Linked DNA regions of Homo sapiens: region 1 is linked to region 2. Evidence: chromatin loops called from intact Hi-C (ENCODE). Cell type or tissue: GM12878. All regions are shown on one strand. Each heading gives the region's core, and the rest is flanking DNA. Links, peaks and the distances in the headings are about the cores only.

What was found. Peaks named below come from ENCODE experiments on the same cell type or tissue, not always from the same donor. Only the 100,000 strongest peaks of a DNase experiment are listed, where the experiment ranks them.
Region 1: it touches region 2 in a loop (3-fold over the local background); 4 of 110 quality-filtered maps call a loop at or near these places.

Annotation. Positions count from the first base shown.
Region 1 is chr1:245,948,475-245,959,294 of GRCh38, forward strand. All of the region lies in intron 5 of SMYD3 (SET and MYND domain containing 3), which reads right to left. Among named protein-coding and RNA genes, the nearest start is that of SMYD3-AS1, 150 kb to the right of the region's middle. RefSeq lists an enhancer at 1-196. In GM12878, for the core only: no CTCF peak of the experiment used is centred there; DNase peaks (open chromatin) are centred at 4,337, 5,297, 5,827 and 6,117; H3K4me3 peaks cover 2,259 bases; H3K27ac peaks cover 3,171 bases.
Region 2 is chr1:245,895,809-245,906,628 of GRCh38, forward strand. The region is part of intron 8 of SMYD3 (SET and MYND domain containing 3); the gene reads right to left. Among named protein-coding and RNA genes, the nearest start is that of SMYD3-AS1, 210 kb to the right of the region's middle. In GM12878, for the core only: no CTCF peak of the experiment used is centred there; a DNase peak (open chromatin) is centred at 5,393; H3K27ac peaks cover 206 bases.

The DNA.
Region 1 (10,820 bases), core at 1,050-9,049, 52 kb after region 2:
AGCCCCTTGTGGTCCTTAGACTAACAGAGTGCTGCCCGGGGACCACGCTGTGGCACTGCTCCAGGGAGGGAGCTTGTGCTGGGCCCCACATACTGCTCGAGTCCTAAGCAGCTACAGCACAGCACCATTTTGAGGGCCCAGCTTCCACCAGGCAGCATCCTGCCCTGGGCCCCAAATAGCCCTTGAATGTCCACATTCCTGGAGCCCCATTGATATCCTCCACCACAGCCACTGCTGGCTCCTGCTGCTGCCAGGGCTGAAGCACAAGCCACTAGCAGTGACCCTGTGGCCCCAGCAGCAAGGCCACCATGCACATACAAGTACCCTAGGACAGGTTAACCCACCTGCAGCCACCACCTAGGACCAAAGCACACACTCTTCAGGACACCTGGCCCAGTTCCACCAGCCCCAGTGACCAGGCAAGCCATGCAAAGGCCTGGGGATTGCCCTACCCCGTCCATCCACCACTGTGGGCAGCTGAGCAGTTCCTCTGCAAGCCTGAGGATGGGCCTGCCCGACCTGCCGCTACCAGCACATCTAGCATCCATTGCATGTGCCAACTGCAGGCCTAAGGACCGGACTGCCCAGCCGGGTGCAGCCAACACCAACACTGGCCACTTGGGAGCCAGGGGATCCTCCTGCCATTGCTACTGCCATTGCCTATGCCACGCCCATTGCCCAGACGCCCAAGGACCCTCCCACCCAGCACACTGATGCCACCTACCACCAGCACCCAAGCAAGCCAACTGGATGCCCAAGAACTGACATGCCTAGACTTGCTAACGTGGATGCCAGTGTACACAGCCTTGAGGCCAAGGACAGGCACATTTAGCCCACCACCGCCACCGTGGGGCCCAAGGACTGGTGCGCCCGGGGTCCCTGTCCCCAGCAAAATTTCACTGCAGCTTCTGCTAACAACCACACCACCCAGAGCCACTGAGGAAATTATAGACACCACGGATGCCGATACAGCCAAAAAAGAAAAAGAAAAAAAATCATATGGAGACTACACTACCGTGCGCACCCAGAACCAAAACCAAAGTACCCAACCAAGGCCGGATGCGGTGGCTCACGCCTGTAATCCCAGCACTTTGGGAGGCCAAGGCGGTGGATCACTTGAGGTCAGGAGTTCAAGACCAGCCTGGCCAACATGGTGAAACCCTGTCTTCACTAAAAATACAAAAATTAGCCAGGCGTGGTGGCACACACCTGTAGTCCCAGATACTTGAGAGGCTGAGGTGGAAGAATCTCTTGAACCTGGGAGGCACAGGTTGCAGTGAGCCAAGATTGTACCACTGGACTCCAGCCTGGGCAACAGAGTGAGACCCTGTCTCCAAAAAAAAGAAACCCACCCCCCCCACCCCCACCCAACCAACCAAGAAACAACAAATTAAAAAACACAGTGCCCAACCCAAACACCACTATAGACCTATCTTCAGGAAAAATCCTCCCCTGTGAATGCAAATTTAAAAAACTGGAAGGAGCACAAGTCACTGTCTGTGGAAGAGAAAGCGAAAAATAAATAAAACAATTTAAAAATGGATAATAAATAAATGGAAGAAGCAATTGTTAGACCAGGAGTGCAGACATCAATTTAAGGACACAAGAAACATGACAAAAGCAAGGACATATGACTAAGAAATACATTAATTCTCCAGCAACAGGTTCCAAAGAAAAAGAAATTTAAAACATTTTTATTAAGTAGTAAAAGAAGCCTGACCTAATACTGTTAGGTGAGGTTAGCCAGAATCCCCCTTACCTGGATATTTCCTCTTGGTAATTTTCCATCTACCGACCCCCACACTGCCCCTTGGCTACCAATTCCCACGTGCCCACAATGTATTTGGAGCTGAGCCTAATCTTTCTCCCCCAGTGCAAGACCTGGTTGCAGTGGTCCCTGTACCTATCGCCATGGTCCTGTGCTTTAACAAACAGGACTGAGTATTTTTTTCTGTAACAGCAGGATCTGAGTACAGGTTGTTGGTGTCACCACAGCCACACTAGGCCCTGAACGTCTGACCACCCCCTGTTCTTGGAGCCTCAGTCACTACACAGATTGGCTCGCTCTGGCCTTCTTGACTCTTAACATTGCCCAGAAGGATTCACCACCACTTTCAGCGTCATAGTTCTTTGCTTTCACCATTCCGAGTCGGTCGTCATAGAATATGCTATCATATGTCACTCAAAATCCAAAATATGCCTCCGATATAAAGTTACACTGCTTATGCCAAGTCAGTGGTCTTGCCAAATGTGGCCATACTCTGGAGGTGACTTTGTGCACATATGTTCCCAGTATTTTCTATCCATGCTCAGTTAAGCAGTGCCATTTCCCTTGGCACAGAGTTTAAATTAGTTATTTGCAAACGTAAATTCACATTTCTTTTTCACCTATCACACCGCTCTCTCTAAATAACAGAGTAAAAACACTTACGCAGATAATTTGGGTAGGGAAACTGGGGATGGATTTCACAGTCATTCATCATTAGCCTGACAAGTCTTTGAGTTAGGGATTGAACACTCCGGCATATTAGTTGGCTATTTGTTATTGAGAGCACCAGCTCTCAAGATCACAGGACATATAAGGTAAGTGATGAAGGATACACAATGGCATTTAGAGAAACTACACAAGAACTGAAGAAAAACAAGGAGGCACATTGTTTCTGCATCACTCTTATTACCTGCAAACCAGGGGATGGATAATTTAAAATACCAGCGGAGTCCACGGCAGCCGACAGCCTGTTACCTTCCTTGGTTACAGAAAGATGCGGGGGTGAATTACCCACTCCATGGCTGCTTTACCGCGATGCACAGTACACGTCAGATCTCTTGAAAATACTCGTCGTGGCTCACTTTGGGAGGCTGAGGCGGGTGGATCACGAGGTCAGGAGATCGAGACCATCCTGGCTAACACGGTGAAACCCCATCTCTACTAAAAATACAAAAAATTAGCTGGGCGAGGTGGTGCACGCCTGTAGTCCCAGCTACTCGGGAGGCTGAGGCAGGAGAATGGCGTGAACCCGGGAGGCAGAGCTTGCAGTGAGCCGAGATCGCGCCCCTGCACTCCAGCCTGGGTGACAGAGCGAGGCTCTCTCTCAAAAAAAAAAAAAAACAATTGCCATGATATAGTCAATTCCTACCTCCTACGAGTCTGACTGTGCTGCTTGTGATCTGACCAGGAGAACTCTCCACTTTTCCCCTGTGTTGTCCTTTTTCATAATCCCTGCTTAGTAATCACTTCCACCAAGAAGAAACGTCTCAACTTTCTCATGTGTGAGATTCAACCAGTCACCCTACTCTTCATTATTACAAACAAAAGGTCAAGTTCTCCTTTTCTTGAGTTATATACAGATTTAATTAGTTATTTCTAATAAAAAATAAAATTCCACATGATCCTTTCTTTCCCTCTAGCTTTATTTTGCACAAATGCTCTCATTTCCCCCCTACATCTAAATGCAAAACAGAATATATTCACTAAAGGAATCAGGGTTTGATGATTACAGCAAACAACTGCATTTGCATATGTGAGGTTTCCAACTTTGAATTCAAAGACAATAAATAGCAAAATGATTTAGATTAGAATTTGCCGTTTCTGGAAAAAAAATGTTATCAATGACAGGAAAAGAAATGTTGGTGTCAAAGAAAATAAAACAGAAATACCTGTAAATAAAGATGAGTATCTATCAATTATACCATGATAAAGCTGGGTGGGAGGGAGATTATTACTGTAAAACTTGTTTGAAGGGGAAAAAATTAACCAAAGCATTATCAATAAACGACTAAAAAGCTGAAACGTAAGGATCACTTTGGGAAATGAAGCAAAATCAAACACCAGGAAACAAGGCATGAAAAGAAAAGGATTAAGGGAACAGATGAGTTGATGACAAAAAAGTTACAAAGACCAGGAGGAAAAAGAAATATGAGAATTACCGATTGTAATAAAGAAAAAGAAAAAGACTGACAAGCATAGGAAAAAAAATGACGTTTTTATGGCTGCTTGATGATAGTTCAGTCCATTGTCAACCTAACTAGAATCAATCAGAAAGCCGATCCTCAGAAGCAAATGAGTGAAGAGGCCTCTGGGTAAAGGCTGAGAGTACTGGTTGATGGGCATCACTGTTACCACTGTTCTCACCTAACTTGAGAAGATTGTGATACTAGCTCCCCAAATGCTCCTGTTAATGGCATGTACCCTACTCTTAGCAGGTCTCACATTCTGTGCAAAAACACTGAAAGTCAACATAATATGTTTTGTAGTGTAATGGAGACAGATCAGGTTTTTACTAAGCTAAAAGGAGATACAGCCTTGGCTACGCACTCGAGCAGAACGCTGTGAAAACGCATACTAAAATGATGAGCCTGAACTCCCCACATACCCTCAAGTGCATACAGGGTTGTGTCTCTGCAAAAGCCTCTACCCATTGAGGTTTCCTTGTGCAGGGGATAGTCTGTATCTAGATGCTATATCAAGGTGAAGATCAAGTATCTTTAGTTTTCATAAAATACTAGATTCCAAACAGAAAGGTAATTATCAGACAGAGTAGGTGGCAATTAGAGGCTGAGCAGGAGGCTCTAAGAATCTAAAAGGAATTTGGTCGGCATGTGATCATGAAATCCCCAAAACATTCCAGAAAGTGATAAAAATAAACACCTTTGGGTAAAGTGTTATTTCCCCAAAGAGGAATTGAAGCTAGTTAGATCTCTTTGGTCATAATATATATTATCAGTATATCTGGAGAAAGAAACAAAGCAAGATTACCTTTTCTTCTTCTTCTTCCATAGTTTAAATTTGCTACATTGGGAAACTTCACTGCACATTAATATATCAACTCCAACTAGACCAAAATCTTTCAATTAACTAAAAACATTTTTTAGGATGTAACTCTGAAAAAAATAAAAAGTGAGAAAAAGCAAACATAAAGTAAACTGGCTTAAAAGTAGGGTTCAGTTTGTTTTGTTTTGTTTTTGAGACAGAGTCTCGCTCTGTCACCCAGGCTGGAGTGCAGTGGTGTGATCTCGGCTCACTGCAAGCTCCGCCTCCTGGGTTCAAGCAATTCTCTGCCTCAGCATCCTGAGTAGCTGGGATTATAGGCGCCTGACACCACGTCTGGCTAATTTTTTGTATTTTTAGTACAGACAGGGTTTCACCATCTTGGCCAGGCTGATCTTGAACTCCTGACCTCATGATACACCAGCCTTGTCCTCCCAAAGTGCCGGGATCACAGGCATGAGCCACCGTGCCTGGCCAAGTAGGGTTCAGTTTTTAAAAATAAACAGCAGCAACAACAAAAACCCCACATGTACTTTCAAAAGTATGTTCTGTGATTACTCTTGTGCCTGGTTCTTCAAACAAACACAGGACTTTTCACAAATGAAGCCTGCATGTTCAATGCTGAATAAGATTAAAACGTGTTTAGCTCATTGTACCTACAGAAACACAACAGAACTTCAGCAAGATTTTCAACAATGATTATTTTAATTTTAAAAAGGATTTTGTGTAACTTTGTTTAAATCTGATAATCCTCTTTACTTCAAAAAATTAAAGAAGAAAGTGAAAGTAATACTTGGAAGCAAAATGAAACTAACACGAAGTGTATCAGGTACTTTTCCACATTAACTCACTGATGTAATTAAATTACAAATGCTCAGCGTCCTAAGGGGTCAACACTGTAATTAGGAAAAGTGTATTTCTCCTTAGTCCTTATACCATTTGCCCTGGTATAAATGCTTGTAGTAAACATTGTTACTCTTTCTCAGACAAGCGTTTTAAAGATGCTAGTTAAAATGTAGTTGGTAGCTAGTTTCCTGAGTCAATATGGCAATTATACCAATAAAATTGCAGATCAAGATGAGCCAGAGGCAGTAAGGAACAGGCCAAAGAAAAACAGGAAGAAAAGGGGACGATAAAGAAAGTGGTAGGCCAGGTGTGGTGGCTCACACACCTGTAATCTTAGCACTTTGGGAGACTGAGGCGGGCAGATTACTTGAGCCTAGATGTTTGAGACCAGCCTGGGCAACATGGTGAAACCCTGTCTCTACAGAAAATGCTAAAACATTAGCCGAGCATGCTGGCAGGCACCAGCAGTCACAGCTACTCAGGAAGCTGAGGTGGAAGGCTCGCTTGAGCCCCCAGGAAGCAGGGGTTGCAGTGAGCCAATATAGCACCACTGCAGCCACTGTCCAGCCTTGGTGACACAGCAAGACTGTCGCAAATTAAATTTTAAAACAGTGGTAGTTTATTCCAAATTCATGTGCTAATCAAATCATATCTCTGTGCCACTCTCACATTCAGCCCTTTCTTCCCGTTTCCACTGCAGGTATTTGTCTCCTGTATTCATTATCTCTTACTTGCAACTTTCCAAGTCAATCTCTCTGGTCCCTGTCTTTTTCCAAACCATTCTTTAAATTGTCATCAGATAAATCTTTTTTAAAAACAGATTTGATTTTACAAAAGAGAAACAGGAGATCTACCCAGTAGTTGCAGAATAAAGACAAAATTCTCTCGTGTGACATCAAACGCCCCCTATAATCTACTCCCATCCTGTGTTTCCCTGCACCCAACACGTATTTCAGTTATCCTGGCTTCTCTGTCATTCCCAAGTCAGGTTGTGGGCCCATGTGGTGTTTTGTTTTTGTTTTTGTTTGAGTCTCGCTCTGTCGCCCAGGCTGGACTGCAGTGGCGCGATCTCAGCTCACTGCAAGTTCCGCCTCCCGGGTTCACGCCATTCTCCTGCCTCAGCCTCCTGAGTAGCTGGGACTACAGGTGCCCGCCGCCATACCTGGCTAATTTTTTTTTGTATTTTTTAGTAGAGACGGGGTTTCACCGCATTAGCCAGGATGGTCTCGATCTCCTGCCTTGGCGTCCCAGAGTGCTGGGATTACCGGCATGAGCCACCGCGCCTGGCCGCCCATGTGGTTTTATGTCTTTTCTTTTTTTTTGGCATATGATTGCCAGGTCATAGCTTTTATATCTTTATTCATAGTTTCCTCTTTTAAAAATATCTTTTTCACTACTGCGATCGCTCATAATTTTATTCATCCTTTAGGATCCGGCTTAAATGTCACCTCCTTCAAGAAACTTTCCTACATCCAAATAGATTTACCTGATACCTGAGTATAGATAGTACAGTATATTGTTATAATTGTTCTATTTTAGTATTATTGTTGTTAATCTACTGTGCCTAAGTTATAAATTAAACTTTATTGTAAGTATGTATACATAAGAAAAAACAGTATACATGAGGTTCAGTACTATCCATGGTGTCAGGCACCCTCTGGGGTACTGGAATGTATCCCCCATGGATAAGGAGGCACTAAGCAACATATTGTATGTTTAGCTTTGCATACTTTTGGCTACTTACAGATGGAATCATACTGCATTGATGATTTTGCAATTTGTTTTGGGTTTTTTTTTTTTTTGGCTCAACATTATATCCTAAGATTCATTTATGTTGATGCATGTTGCTATAGTTTATAGCTGACAGACCTCTTGATGTGTCTTCTAGGAGGCGCTTATGAAGAGAATTTCCATAGGAACACTGTTTGTAAATGCAAAAAATTACAAATGACCCTATGTTCATTACTAGGTTATACAAATAGATAACATTATTTTCTATTTTTTCATTTTTCAGAGATGGGGTCTCATTTTGTTGCCCAGGCTGGTCTCAAACTCCTGGGATCAAGCAATCCTCCTGCCTGGGCCTCCCAAAGTGTTGGGATTATAGGCGTGAGCCACAGTATTCAGCCTCTTGGTATTTTCTATACTAGCACCTACTAATGTATATGGCACATAGTATACTCTCTACAATAAATGCTTTTTAAGATAAACGAATTTGAGAAGAAAAGTTATGTCTGATTCATTGTGGCTTCCTCATCCATAGAGGCCAGCACATGCTCAGATGCTCAGTCAAGATCTGATATTCAGCCACAAAAGGCTAGCAGTGGACAGGCAGGAAATAATCTGAGCTGACACAAGTGAGGGAGCAAAACAGGACGTGTGACGTGTTGGGTGCCTACCCCTAGCGAGGCAGGCAGAGCATTATTTTTTATGAGGTTAATTCCACCTGCTTACTTTTGAGTCCTACAAACCACTGTAGTTCACAAGAATTCCTTTCTTCTCTTGTGACTCTCTGTCTCCCCAGCCTCAGCTAATTCCCTCTCCCTGTCTTTGTCTCCCTCCTTCTACTTCTCCTCCTCCTCCTGTACTACTCCCCTACTCCCCTGGGTATGAGCCTGCTTCGGTACTCTGGGAAGGGTTTAGTGATGGTGGTAAAAACTGACTTCTTGATTTCCTTCCTTGCCTGCCAGCGAAGTCATCTTCCAGCAACTTCTTCCATTCTGTTGGAGCAATGATTTGTCTCTCACTATGCCATCCTTTGGTTTGAACATTGCATACCCATCTTAAGGCAGTTGATCCACCCTGCTTATTGCCTTTTTGGCATATTGGATGCCAGCTCTTGAGCAGAACCAAACCCCTGGAAAACTGATCACCATCTCAACATCTTATTAAACTAATTCTCATTTTGCTAAACTAGAAACGAATCATCAGGCTAACACTGCCAGTGAAGATGCAATGTAAGACAAATTATACCAAACCACCAATAGGCATGTATTCATCTGCAGCACCAGCCAACTACTCTCAAAAGAACTGATACAGAAAATGATGAAAAGGAATTAAATCCAAAAGTAAAGAGACGACTGCCAACTACAGATAAGATTTTCCATGAAATTGAGTATTATTCGGTTCATCTCACTCTGACTTCATTTTATTACAGTTTAGACCTGACTAGCTAAAAAAAGAAAGACCATCGCTTTGACACACAATAGAAGTAAAAATAAAGCTGACATGTCACCCTTTCCTTCATTCCTGTTTTCAATATTCAATCTTCCCCCTTTCCCTTTCCCATCACCTACTACACTCACTTCCACTGTAACATTTCTTTCTCCTCTCTTAGAAAAGATCCTTAGAGGAAATTAAAATGTGGCCAGTCCTTACTCTTTAACGTCAACGTTTCTCTCAGCATGCACTTCTCTAACTTGAGCTATCATTTCACTAAAATAACTCAACTCTTTCTTTTCTGAATCTTCCCTAGCGTTGCTGTATTTCTTACACCCGCTTGGATTCATGCCCACTCGCTGCTCAGGATATATTGTGTCTATACTTGAGTAGGCACAAAATGCTTTTTCAAACAAAACGTATCTGTCATATCAGTACTGTTTCCTCCATATACGTCAACCAAATTAAATAGCTTCCCTGACCTTTTGTCTACTTTCTTTGCCTTCTGAGTATCCTCATCATCTAACTCTTGGCCTGGTAAAACAGGATATGTGGAAAAGTCATAACTTACCTTCCTCATTATTTTCTCTATCAAGCCATAAAAAGTAATAAGGGAAACCTTTACTTTGGGCTTACCTTCACTCCAAAATGTAGAATTGTGTGGTTAGGTTTAAAAAATGACAGAATTCTTGCAAGAAAATGTTAATCTAATGTTAGAACTCCTAGCAGACAAGGTAGGGACGCTGAATGTAATTATTCAGAGACTTTGAGAAAAAAAAAGCGGGGGGGAGAAACAAGCGGGTTTTCTATCTGCAATGAGCCCAGCACTTTATGAGGTGCCTGTCTAGATTCTTTTTTTACCACGAAAGTTGGGAGAAGCTACTATCACCCTCATTTCACAAACGAGGCTTCTAAGGCTCAAAGAGGCTTAAGTGGTGCCAGATATTGAATCCAGGTTTTTCTGATCCTCATGTTCCAAAGCAGGACAAGTTAAATCTGAAAGCATCTTAAGAGGAATGAGCTATAAAATAACATTCTGACAATACAATCATACACGATGCAGACTGCTTATCCATGAAGGCCCTTCACAATCTGGCCTCTGCATCCTTTCCTCACCCTTCCTCTCATCACCGGCCACAAATCTCCCTTTTTCCAGCCCTACAGAACACCATACACCATTTTCTAAAGTGCTGTGCTGATGAATGTACTTTCCACAGGCTCTTTCATTCGTGTGACTGCCCTTTCTCTTGCTTCATCTATCTCCTACTCCAAAACTTAGCTCAAGGGTTGCCTCCTTCAGGAAGCTTTTCCTCATTCTCCAGTCTGATTTAGGTTCTCCTCCTCCGTAGCAAAGTACATACCCCTAACAATACCACTTACCCCACTGAACCATCATTGCTGATTTACTTGTCTGTTTCTTTTACTACTAGGGTTATTCCTAGAAAGAAGAAGCTACATTTTATCCTACTTTGTATCTCTTTCATATAGTACAGTGACTGACACATCATAGGTGCTCCAGACCCCAAATAGAAGAACTGGGACAGAAATCAAAGGGTAGTATATCTGGGATCACCACCCTGGGGGAGTGGGCTATCTCATGAACCAGTATTTAAGCAGAGGCTAGATAATAACTTTCAGGAGCATTAAGAACTCTTTTTTGTTGTTGTTTGGTTTTTTTGAAACAGAGTTTCATTCCGTCTCCCAGGCTGGAGTTTGGTGGCATGATCTCAGCTCACTTCAACCTCCGCCTCCCAGGTTCAAGCGATTTTCACGTCTCAGCCTCCCAAGTAGTTGGGATTATAGGCGTGTGCCACCATGTCCAGCTAATTTTTTGGGTTTTGTTTTTGTTTTTTTAAGGAGAGATGGAGTTTCTCAAAAAACAAACAAACAAACAAACAAAAAACAAACAAACAAACTCTGGCCAGGTTGGTCTCAAACTCCTGGCCTTAAGTGATTGACCTGCCTCAGCCTCCCAAAGGGCTGGGATTACAGGCATGAGCCACCATGCCCGGCCAAGAGCTCTTTACACTAAGTGAGGAGCAGTGTT
Region 2 (10,820 bases), core at 1,403-9,402:
TCTTCAGGGCTGTGTAACTCATAGGTGTCGTGGAGGGTCTCAGAAGGAAACGAGGGAAGGCAATTCTGTGTTGCAGAAAAAGAGTTTTTCTAAAAAGAAGCTGAAATAATTACCAGAGACAAAAATTAACATTGCTTTATATTTACAGAAGAAACTAAGAGGAAGTAGGCTTAGAATTGTAGCATCAGGGAATGAGAAGTTTATTAAGGCTTCTCCCCACTACAGAACCATTTATTAAACTGTTTCCAGAATGGATACATTTTCACAATGATCCTACTCAATCTCTCTTCATAGAAGGCTCTGTGATAAAAGAAGATATAGATCCCCTGCTCCACAGACGGCTGACACTGGGTAAAAGATGCACACATACTTGGAAGCCCTCAGGAAAATTAGATCATTATCTTCTCGTTTTTTCTTTGCCTCCAAAGACTTAGATTTTTACCTATGTACTCGAAAAGCAACTGCAGACTTCCAATCAAGATGCTGTAAGTTCAAACCTGGAAGCGTTCCCTTCTACTCCAAATCCATAGTAATGACAGGTAAAATATAAAAACAGGAACCAAAAATAGCTTTGCCAAGTCAAAAAAAAAAAAAAAAACAGGCAATGATCTCCCTGGACCAAAAATAGAACAGAAATGCAAAGCAATAAACAAAGCTGAAGCTCCAGGGCCTGAGGTCTGGAAGTAGGTGGCAGTAGGTACAAGCTGAGTGCTGGTGGTTAAACAGGGAATACAAATGTTTCACATAAAAATGGTGAGTACAGTCAACCTTAAAGCTTAAAGCCAGAGAATGGGGTGAGGCTACCTTGCTTGACAAAAGAGGCCGGGATAAACAAAACCAGGGCTGATGACCTGTTCCCCTGTGCTAGATATTTACAGGAAGCTGTGGGCCTGAAGGGGCCAAACAGAGCCATGCTCTCTTGTCTAGGTACACAGCCATGACGCCCACCATCTAGGCAACACTTCTGCACTAGCCTCAGCATCACCGGGGCGCAAGAGGTCCAAATGCCATTAAGTTCTGGTTTTGAACTGGAGGCTGAGGGGCTTGGGGGAGGCAAAACTACCAGACAGAAGGGAAGAGCACAGAAGGAGTGAAAAGAACAAAACAAAAAAACTGTCCACTAAAAATGAGCCTGCCATACAAAATTCCAGAACACTGAGTGAAATGCAATGCTAACCAACTGAAAACAATCAGAACATAAATTCCCTCCAGTAAAATAAACTTCATGGAACTAACACTTAAAAGAAGTGTGATTAGAATACCCAAAGAGATGAATAATGTAGTAGCATGCATTAAAGTAAAAAAGAAGTTATAAAACCAAAATAGGCAGAAATAAAACACAGAGACGTGAAAAAGAACAAATTTGAAATCTTGGAAATAAAAATTGGTCTTTAAGCTGAACCAGTAAGCAGAAAGTATCCCTAGCACCTGACTTAAGGGAGCTCTAAGTTTAAAAACACGGACAAAATGCCAGAAGCTAAAATGGGTTCTCTCTGAGGAGTAGGTCGTGGGCAGGAGCAAGAGAGGAAAGGGGTACCATTGTTTTCAACTGTGTTAGAGTACTTTAATTTTTCAAACTATATACATGTATTACTTTAATAAAAAATCAAAATAAGAAATGTAAAAGCCCATTTGCAAGAAATAACACTAGTGAAGGATTACCTGAAGGATTTGCAGTCACTGCTTTCCTCCATAGAGACTAAATTGTATTCTTGGAAAGAAACAAACCATCAAAGAGATATGATCTTAGATTACCTAATTTTTCACGCTTCTAGTTACCTCTTTTATTAAGAAGTATTAATTTGGCTGGGCACGGTGGTTCACACCTGTAATCCCAGCACTTTGGGAGGCCAGGGCGGGTGGATCACTTGAGGTCAGGAGTTCGAGACCAGCCTGGCCAACATGTTGAAACCCCATCTCTACCAAAAAGTATAAAAAATTAGCCAGGTGTGGTGGTGCGCGGCGCCTGTAATCCCAGCTATTCAGGGGGCAAGGCAGGAGAATTACTGAAACCTGGGAGGCAGAGGTTGCAGTGAGCTGAGATTGTGCCACTGCACTGCAGCCTAGAAGACACAGTGAGACTGTCTCCAAAAAAAAAAAAAGTATTGTCAATCAGCTATGATGAAGAATATTATAGAAATCAGTGATTTCACTCGCTGTGGAAGTCCAGTAAGAATGCTTTGTGAGTGCCTCAGGCCTCAGTGCAGGGAAAAACTGCTCTGGCTGTGTTTTCCTTCTTAGGGCTACTGTGAATTTTGAAAGTAGTCTTTTAGGTTTGGCTGCTGATACATTAAGGGTAAATTCATCATTTTTCTAGCTGTTATATATTGCTTCTAGGCCTTTTGGTTAAGCTCAAGTGTAGTACTTCTAGCTGTTACATAAAGGATCATATGGTATAAATTCTGCATACTAAACTACTTTCATCTTATTTGTCACTTTTATTTCTCAAACGAAAATAAAATTTATTGCTGTTGTATTACATATGCAAGTAGATACATATATACATGTGTATGTATCCTTGTGAATGTGTGCGTGTAAGCTACTTCAAAATCTTTTGGGTGGAGGAAAGGGAACAATTAGATAAAGGAAATTGGTATTTTGAAACAGAAAAAGGGAACAAAAGCAGGTTGAATGTTAGGGTCGCAACTAGAGAGCACTGAATGGCAACCTATGAGTATGAAGTTGATCCTGAGTGCTAAAGATAATGCTGAATGCTTGAACATTTCTGAGCAAAGTAACAACATGAGAATAGTGGCATCTGAGAGAGTTTACCTAAAACAGTGTGTGCCAAGGATGAAAAGAAAGAAATTGAGAGCCCGGTGAATAATCAGGGGCTATTTCAATAACCTAGCAGTGAGGCAACAGAGCTTTGATAGACTGATAGACATGGTGTTTCAAAAGAATTAACTCTAACAGGACTTAGGAAAGAAAAATTGACATGGCAAGTAATCATAGCTTGTTTGTTTTTTGCAACAAGGCATGTGACATCCAAAGCAGCACGCTATGTTCTTGCCACAAACTTATGGAAACAATCAATTCCATTTGGTCTGTTCAGCTCCTATTGCCTTGGATTCTGACCTGGGCAAGCCATGAGGACCCAAATCATTCAAAAACCTCCCTCAGAAGGTAAGTTTTATTTTTTTCCAGAAATTAAGCTGCAGCTGATTACAAATGACAACTGTAAATATGCAAATTATACTTGCTATTAAAAGGGTTCCTGCCTTCCTGAAACAAAATACTGTGTAAGTCCAATAATATGCAGATGTAGACACATAATAAATATTGCTTGATGCAGAAAACTGGTGAGATGAATTTTCTAGGTTCCAAGAAAAGCAGAAAAATAAGCTTGGAAACTTTAAATCCAGGAACTGAAAATTAATTTTGATTGAACTAATGTTGAATTTATGATCTTTTGGGAATGCACTAAGCTGAATTTACCTCTGTATTTTTTTTTGAGGCAAATTGATAGTACAGAGATCTCAGAGGAGTGTTTATATCACTAAACAAAATTCTCAAATAGAAACTTAAAAATACAACTGAAAAATTAGTTGCAAACTAAGTTTATATTCTCATCTAAGTACATACTCTACTCTCTTCCACTAGAAAATATTTCATGGAAACATGGGAAAACAGGAGCGGGGAGGGGCCCTATGGCTGTCTAGTGTAATTCTTTAATGTTACAGAGGATGGAACGAATCCAGAGAGGTTCAATGACTTGCCCAGGACCATTCAATGTGTTAGATACAGCATGGACTATAATCCAGCAGAGTAATCAAGTACTGTTTTCATGACACCATTAGACCCATCTCAATATTTTAATGGTCAATGTTATATGTTAACTTGAGTGGGCCACAGGGTGCCCAGATATTTGGTCAAACATTATTCATAGAGTGTCTGTGAGAGTATTTCTTTATGAGCTTGCCATTGGAATCCACAGACTCAGTAAAGGAGTCTGCTCTCTCTGGTGGCACTTAACTAACCAGCTGAAGGCCTGAGTGGAACCAAAAGGCTGCAATTCCCTCAAGTAAAAGCAAAAGAGAATTCCTCCTGGCTTACTGCTTGAGTTGGACTGATCAGTTCTTCTTGGAACTTGGGCCTGCCAGCTTTTGGAACAGAACTTACACCACTGGCTCTCCTGGTTCTCAGGGCTTCAGACTTGTCCTGAAACTATACCATGGCTCTTCTGGGTCTCCAGCTTGCCAACTGCAGATCTTGAGACTTCTCAACCTCCATAATCAGGTGAGACAATTCCTTAGAATAAATCTGTTTCTCCACCCCATCTTGTTGGTTCTCCTTCTCTGAAAAACCCTAATTTTAATATTAAACGAATCTTTAGCTCAATAGAGTAAAGAAAATGGTCTCAGTGGGTATGGTAGACATTATGCACTAGCTACCCAAAATCCATTTAACACCTCTCTTTTCTCTTGACTTCCTCTTGCATAAAGGCTAAAAAGCTAAAATACAGTTCCTAGCCTCTTCTATAGCTAAAGGTGGCCATATGACACCATTCTGAACAACAAAGTAAATGACATCATTTTTGAGCAATAAAGTGTAGGTAGATATCCTTAGGAGGTCTTCCCTTTGCTCTTTGCCTCTTATTACCCCATCTTTTTTCTCCAGAGCTTAGATACACTGACTGGGGTTTGGAAGCATCAGTCATCTTCAGACTGTAAGGACAAACCCACATGCTAGGGATGACTATGGAGGAAGACAGAAGGATTTCAGGTCCATGATGAGATCTATGAGTCGCTGCTGTCATCTTGGATTACTTCTCCAGAATTTTTAGAACATGCACCCCACCTACTAAAGCTACGTTTAGTTGGGCTATCTGTTATTTATAGCCAAATCCTTTCCTAATATACTATTGCAGCCCAGATGTCACCTGTTACAATAAAACTAAGATCACTATGACCCCCATTTTAATAAAAGATCATCATTCATTCACTCAAGAATTTTCTGAAGATCCACCATATTCATGGCACCTAAGAGGAACTAAATTCAAGAGCCTTCTCATTTCCAACCAAGGATGCTGGTGGAAAGCTACCTTGCTAACATTCCAGATCATGGTCTGGGAGGAATCCCAGGGCAGTTTCCCATGATTTCTGTCATTCTTGCCTGTGGCAAAAGGCTAACAATAAAGTAGATTGAATCTTCAGGAGCTATTAGAATATTCAACTTTTCCCACTTAATTCCCTTATTTTCAAAAGTTCTTCTTAAGGCAAAATGGATCATGTTCATGGACTCCTGCAGCATTAGAATGAGCTCAGGGTCCTTTCTCATGCAGTGAGAGCAACTACCTCTCTTGATTCATGTTGCCAATGGGAGTTACAGTGAGTTGTGGTATACTGGCAGGAGCATTAGGTTTAGTCATGACATCTGGGTGTCAGACTTGGTTTTGCCACTTTTTCCTTTAAGTCCCAGGGGTAAGTCCTGGGATAAGTCTCAGAGGCATATCTCTGAACCTTTCCGAGTTTCACTTCCTAATTTACTTATAATTACTCAGACCAAGAAAGATAACAATTACGAAAGAATTCTAGTGAGGTAAACATTCTTCCAAAGTAAGATTTCTTTAGACAATCTGATTATGTGAAATATTTCATATTGGACCTAAAAATAAGTAGGTCCAACATGAAAAAGGTATATGAGTAACAGAAGAAAAGTCCATTCATTATCTTCATGGCATTTACTTTGTCTCTCCTTTCTCAGAGTAAAAGTTGTTACATAAGTGATCTCAATCTAATAATGTGCTGCAGTGGAAAAGCCTTATGGAGCAAATGTTAAAGAAACAGAGAGACATCATCAAGATGGCTGACTAGAGGCAGCTGGCACTCATCTCCTCCACCAAAAAGAAGGAAAACAGTCAGCAGATAACCACAGGTTAAACAGAGCATCTAAGAGGGAACAATGGAATTCAGCACAAAAGGGACAGGGACTCTCCAAGGCACAGAGAAAGAGGGAAGATAAGCAGCAGTCTCAGCCGGGATTGGCTCAGAGCCAGGAAAGGCTCCCCATTGTAGGGAAAAGGTAAGCAAGAAATCTCCAGTTGTCCACATTACCACCACAGATGCCTGCCATCCTAGCCACAGGAGAGCTGCTCAGCTTCACAGGCCCTGAGCCTAGTATAGGGAGTTGACTGGAGTCCATCATGGAATTGTTCCCAAGGGCATTCATGCTGCATTCTAGTCACCCCTCAGGACCCAAGGTGCTGTGGCATGGCACCATTTTAAGAGCCCAGCAACAACCAGACTATATCCTGCCCTGGACCCCAGAAGCCCCTCCATTCCACATCCCTGGAATGCCACTGATATTCCCCCATATCCACTCAGAGGGCTGCAGTATCATGAGGCCAGCTGGACCAAGTGGTACAGCCAGATATCCAGTACTCTAGCCCACACTGTGTCCTATACCCTGGGGACCAGCAGAACCAGTGCACCAGGGAGGCTGCCCCCATGACAAATGGAGCTGAAGCACATTTTCCTCAAAGCATGGGAGCTGCCTGCCTGGGGCCACTGCCACCTACAGCGATGCCACCCCTTCCAAGGACAAGGCCACCACACACCTGTACATGCCTTCAGGGGACCTGAGAACCAGCTCTCTGGGGCACAATGTCCAGAGGCCCCATCTGTATCCTATCTGGGGGCTGGAAGATAGGATAAGCCTGCACATGGCATCAAGGAAATTGAGGACAGGCCTGGGTCAACCCATCTCCAGTGGTGCCATATGCACCATTACAAGGCCTGCAGACAGTCTCATGTCATTTAGACACCTAAGGACCAGAATGCCTGGCCCACTGCCACCATCACCAGTACCTACATGTGCCAACAAGGGGCCTAAGAACCAGCCCACCTGGTGTCTCCATCCCCAGCAAAGGTTGCCCAAGCCTCCACTAACAATCACAGCCTAAGCCACTAAAGAACCTGTGATCACTGCTGACACTGATTATGGACAAAGAAATAATATGAAGACCACAGTACTGTTCCTACCCAAAATCAGAGCTAAAGAACTCTACCCAACAAATACTGTAAATATATCTACATGAAAAAGTCATTCTCTATGAAAGCCAATCCAAAAACTTAGAAGAAGCAATTATGACACCAGATGCACAGACGTAAGGACACGAGAAATGCGAAAAAGAAAACATGACACCTACAAAGCAACACAATAATTCTTCAGAAAAAGATATCAAAGAAAAGGAAATCTATGATATGCTTGAAACGAAATGCAAAATAATGACCTCAAGGAAACTCAGTGATATACAAGAGAACACAGGTAAAACAATATGAAAAACTCAGAAAAGCAGTTAATGATCTGAATAAATTCAAAGAGATATCGTAAAAAGAACCAAAGAGAAATCCTAAGACTGAAGAATTCAATGAACAAAATTAAAAAATATAATCGAGAAGCTTCAACAATAGGCTAGATCATGAAGAAGGAATTTCTGAATTGAAGGCAGAGCTTTTGAAATAACACAGTCCAAAAAAGGTGAAAATCTAACAAAAAAGAATGAAGAAAGCCTAAGTGACATATCGGACATCATAAAGTAAAAAGTATTCAAATACCGAAATTTCCAAAAGGAGAAGAAATTATAAAAGTCAGAGAAAACAGGCAGAGCAAGATGCTGGAATAGAAAGCTTCACCAATTGCCCCCACCCCCACAAGGACACCAAGTTAACAACTATCCACACAGAAAAAAACACCTTCATGAGAACCAAACGCCAGATGAGCATTCACAGTACTGGCTTTTAACTTCCTATTGCGAAAAGGGGCACTGAAGACATAGAACAAACTGTCCTGAATCGCCAGTGCCACCTCTCCCTGACCCCCAGCAGTGGTGCGTGGTGACAAGAGCATCTCTGGGTGCTAGGGAAGGGATGATATAGTTTGGCTCCGTGTCCTTACCCAAATCTCATCTGGAATTGTAACTGGGGCTTGCATCCCCTGAAATAACAGCCTGAGCTGTACCTTGGCCTCTTTTACCCACAGCTGGAGCAGGTGGGATGCCCCAAGTCCCGAGGCTGCACACTGCAGGGGGGCCCTGGACCCTGCCCATAAAACCATTTTTTACCTCCTAGGCCTCTGGGCCTGTGATGGGAGGGGCTGCTGTGAAAGTCTCTGAGATGCCCTAGAGACATTTTCCCCGCTGTCTTGGTGATTAACATTTGGCTCCTTGTTTCTTATGCAAATTTCTGTAGCCAGCTTGAATTTCTCCCCAGAATATGGGTTTTTCTTTTCTACCACATCGTCAGGCTGCAAATGTTGACTCCATGTCTCACATCCAGGTCATGTGGGGATTATGGGAAGTACATCTTGAATTGTAATCCCCATAATTCTCACAGGTCAAGGGAAGAACCTGGTGGGAGGTGATTGGATCATGGGGGCTGTTTTCCTGAGACGGGGGTGAGTTCTCATGAGATCTCATGGTTTTATAAGGTGCTCTTCCTGCTTTGCTCTTCGTTTTCTCTCTCATCTGCCACCATGTAAGACATGCCTCTTCCTCTTCACTATGATTTTAAGTTTCCTGAGGCCTCCCTAACCATGTGGAACTGTGAGACAATTAAAACTCTCTTCTTTGTAAATTACCCAGTCTCAGGTAATATCTTCATAGCAGTGTGAAAACAGACTCATACAAGGAAGAATACAGCAATTGTGAGGCACTGAACTCAGTGCTGTCCTGTTAGAGGAGAAAGGAAAAGCAAACCAAACTCACCTGATGTTGCCCACAGAGGGAGCATTTAAACTAGCCCTAGCCAGGGGGCAATCTCCAATCCCAGAGGTCCGAACTTGAGTGCCTGCAAACCTCACCACTGAGGGCCAAAGTACTGTTGGCCTCTAAGTAAACCTGAAAGGCAGTCTAGGCCATAACGACTGCAACTCGTAGGCAAGTCCTACAGCTGAACTAGGCCCAGAGACAGTGGACTTAGGGGGCATGCGACATACTGAGGCACCAGCTGGGACAGCCGAGAGAGTGCTGGCGTCACCCCTCCCCTGGCCCCAGGGTGCACAGCACCTGGCTCCAAAAGAGACCCCTTCCTTCTGCTTGAGGAGAGGACAGGGAAGAGTAGGGAGGACTTTGTCCTGCATCTTGGATACCAGCTCAGCCACAGCAGGAGAGGGCACCAGCAGAGTCGTGAGGCCCCCATTCCAGACCGTAGCTCCCAGATGACATTTCTAGACATACTCTGAGCCGGAAGGGAAGCCGCTGCCTTGAAGGAAACAACCCAGTCCTGCCAGCATTCATCACCTACTAACTGAAGAACCCTTGGGCCCCGAATAACCAGCAGTGACACCCATGAATTACATCGAAGGCCTTGGGTGAGTCTCCGGGACTTGCTGGCTTCAGGTGAGACTCAGCACATAACCAGCTGTGGTAGCTACAGGGCAAAACTCCTTCTGTTTGAGAAAAGCAGAGAGAAAAATAAAAGGGACTCAACTACCAACATCTTAGGTACCAAGAACCCCAAGAATGGGTTCCTGGGGTCCCTGACTCCAAGACTTGAGTCTTAGCATTTCTGGGCCTGCCTTCGGCCGGAGGGCAGTCCTCTCCCCTGACTAGAGTCCCAAATCCCTGCAACATTCACCACGAGCTGACTTTAGAGACCTTGGGCCTTAAGGGAATGTTGGCAGTAATCTGGCAATACTCCATGTGGCCAGGGGTAAAGGTGGCTGCGGGGTGAGGCTCCTGTGCCTTTGGAAAAAGGAGGGAAGACTGAGAAAGATTGAGTCTTACAGTTTTAGTGCCAGCTCAGTCGTAATACAAAAGAATACCAGGTAGACTTTTAAGGTCTGACTCCCAGACAGTACTTCTGGACCCACCTGGGGCCTGGGGGACCTCATGGCCCTGAAGGGAAGGGCATAGGCCTTGCTGGCTTTGCCACCTGCTGATTGTAGAGCCCCAGACCCTTGAGCAAACACAGTCAGCAGCCAGGGAGTGGTTACAGCAGGTCTTGGGCGAGACCCAGCACTGTGCTGGCTTCAGGTCTACATAAAAGCAGAAACATGGAACAATGGAACACAACAGAAAACCCAGAAACAAATATACACACCTATGGTGAACTAATTTTTGATAAAAGTGCCAAGAACATAGAAAAGACAGTCTCTTCAATAAATGATGCTGGGAAAACTGGATAGCCATATGCAAAAGAATGAAACTACACCACTATCTCTCACCATATACAAAAATAAAATCAAATGGATTAAAGACTTAAATCTAAGACCTCAAACTATAAAACTACTACAAGAAAATATTAAGGAAAATCTCCAGGACACTGGGCTGGGCAAAGATATTTTGAGCAATACCCTATAAACACAGGCAACCAAAGAAAACATGGACAAATGGGATCACATCAAGTTAAAAAGCTTCTGCATAGCAGAGGAAACAATCAGCAAAGCGAAGAGACAACCCATGGAATGGGAGAAAATATTTGCAAGCTACCCATCTGACAAGGGGTTAATCACCAGAATATACAAAGAGCTCAAACAAATCTATAGAAAAAACAAATCTAATAATCTGATCAAAAGACGGACAAAAGATTTGAATAGACATTGCTCAAAAGAAGACATACACATGGCATACAGACATATGAAAAGGTGTTCAATATCACTGTCAGAGAAATGCAAATCAAAACCACAATGAGGTATCATCTCACCCCAGTTAAAATGGCTTATAATAAAGACAAGCAGTAACAAATGCTGGTGAGGATGTGGAGAAAAGGGAACCCTTGTACACTGTTGATGGGAATGTAAATTAATACAACCACTATGGAGAACTGTTTGGAGGTTCCTCAAGAAACTAAAAATATAACTACCATAGGATCCAGCAA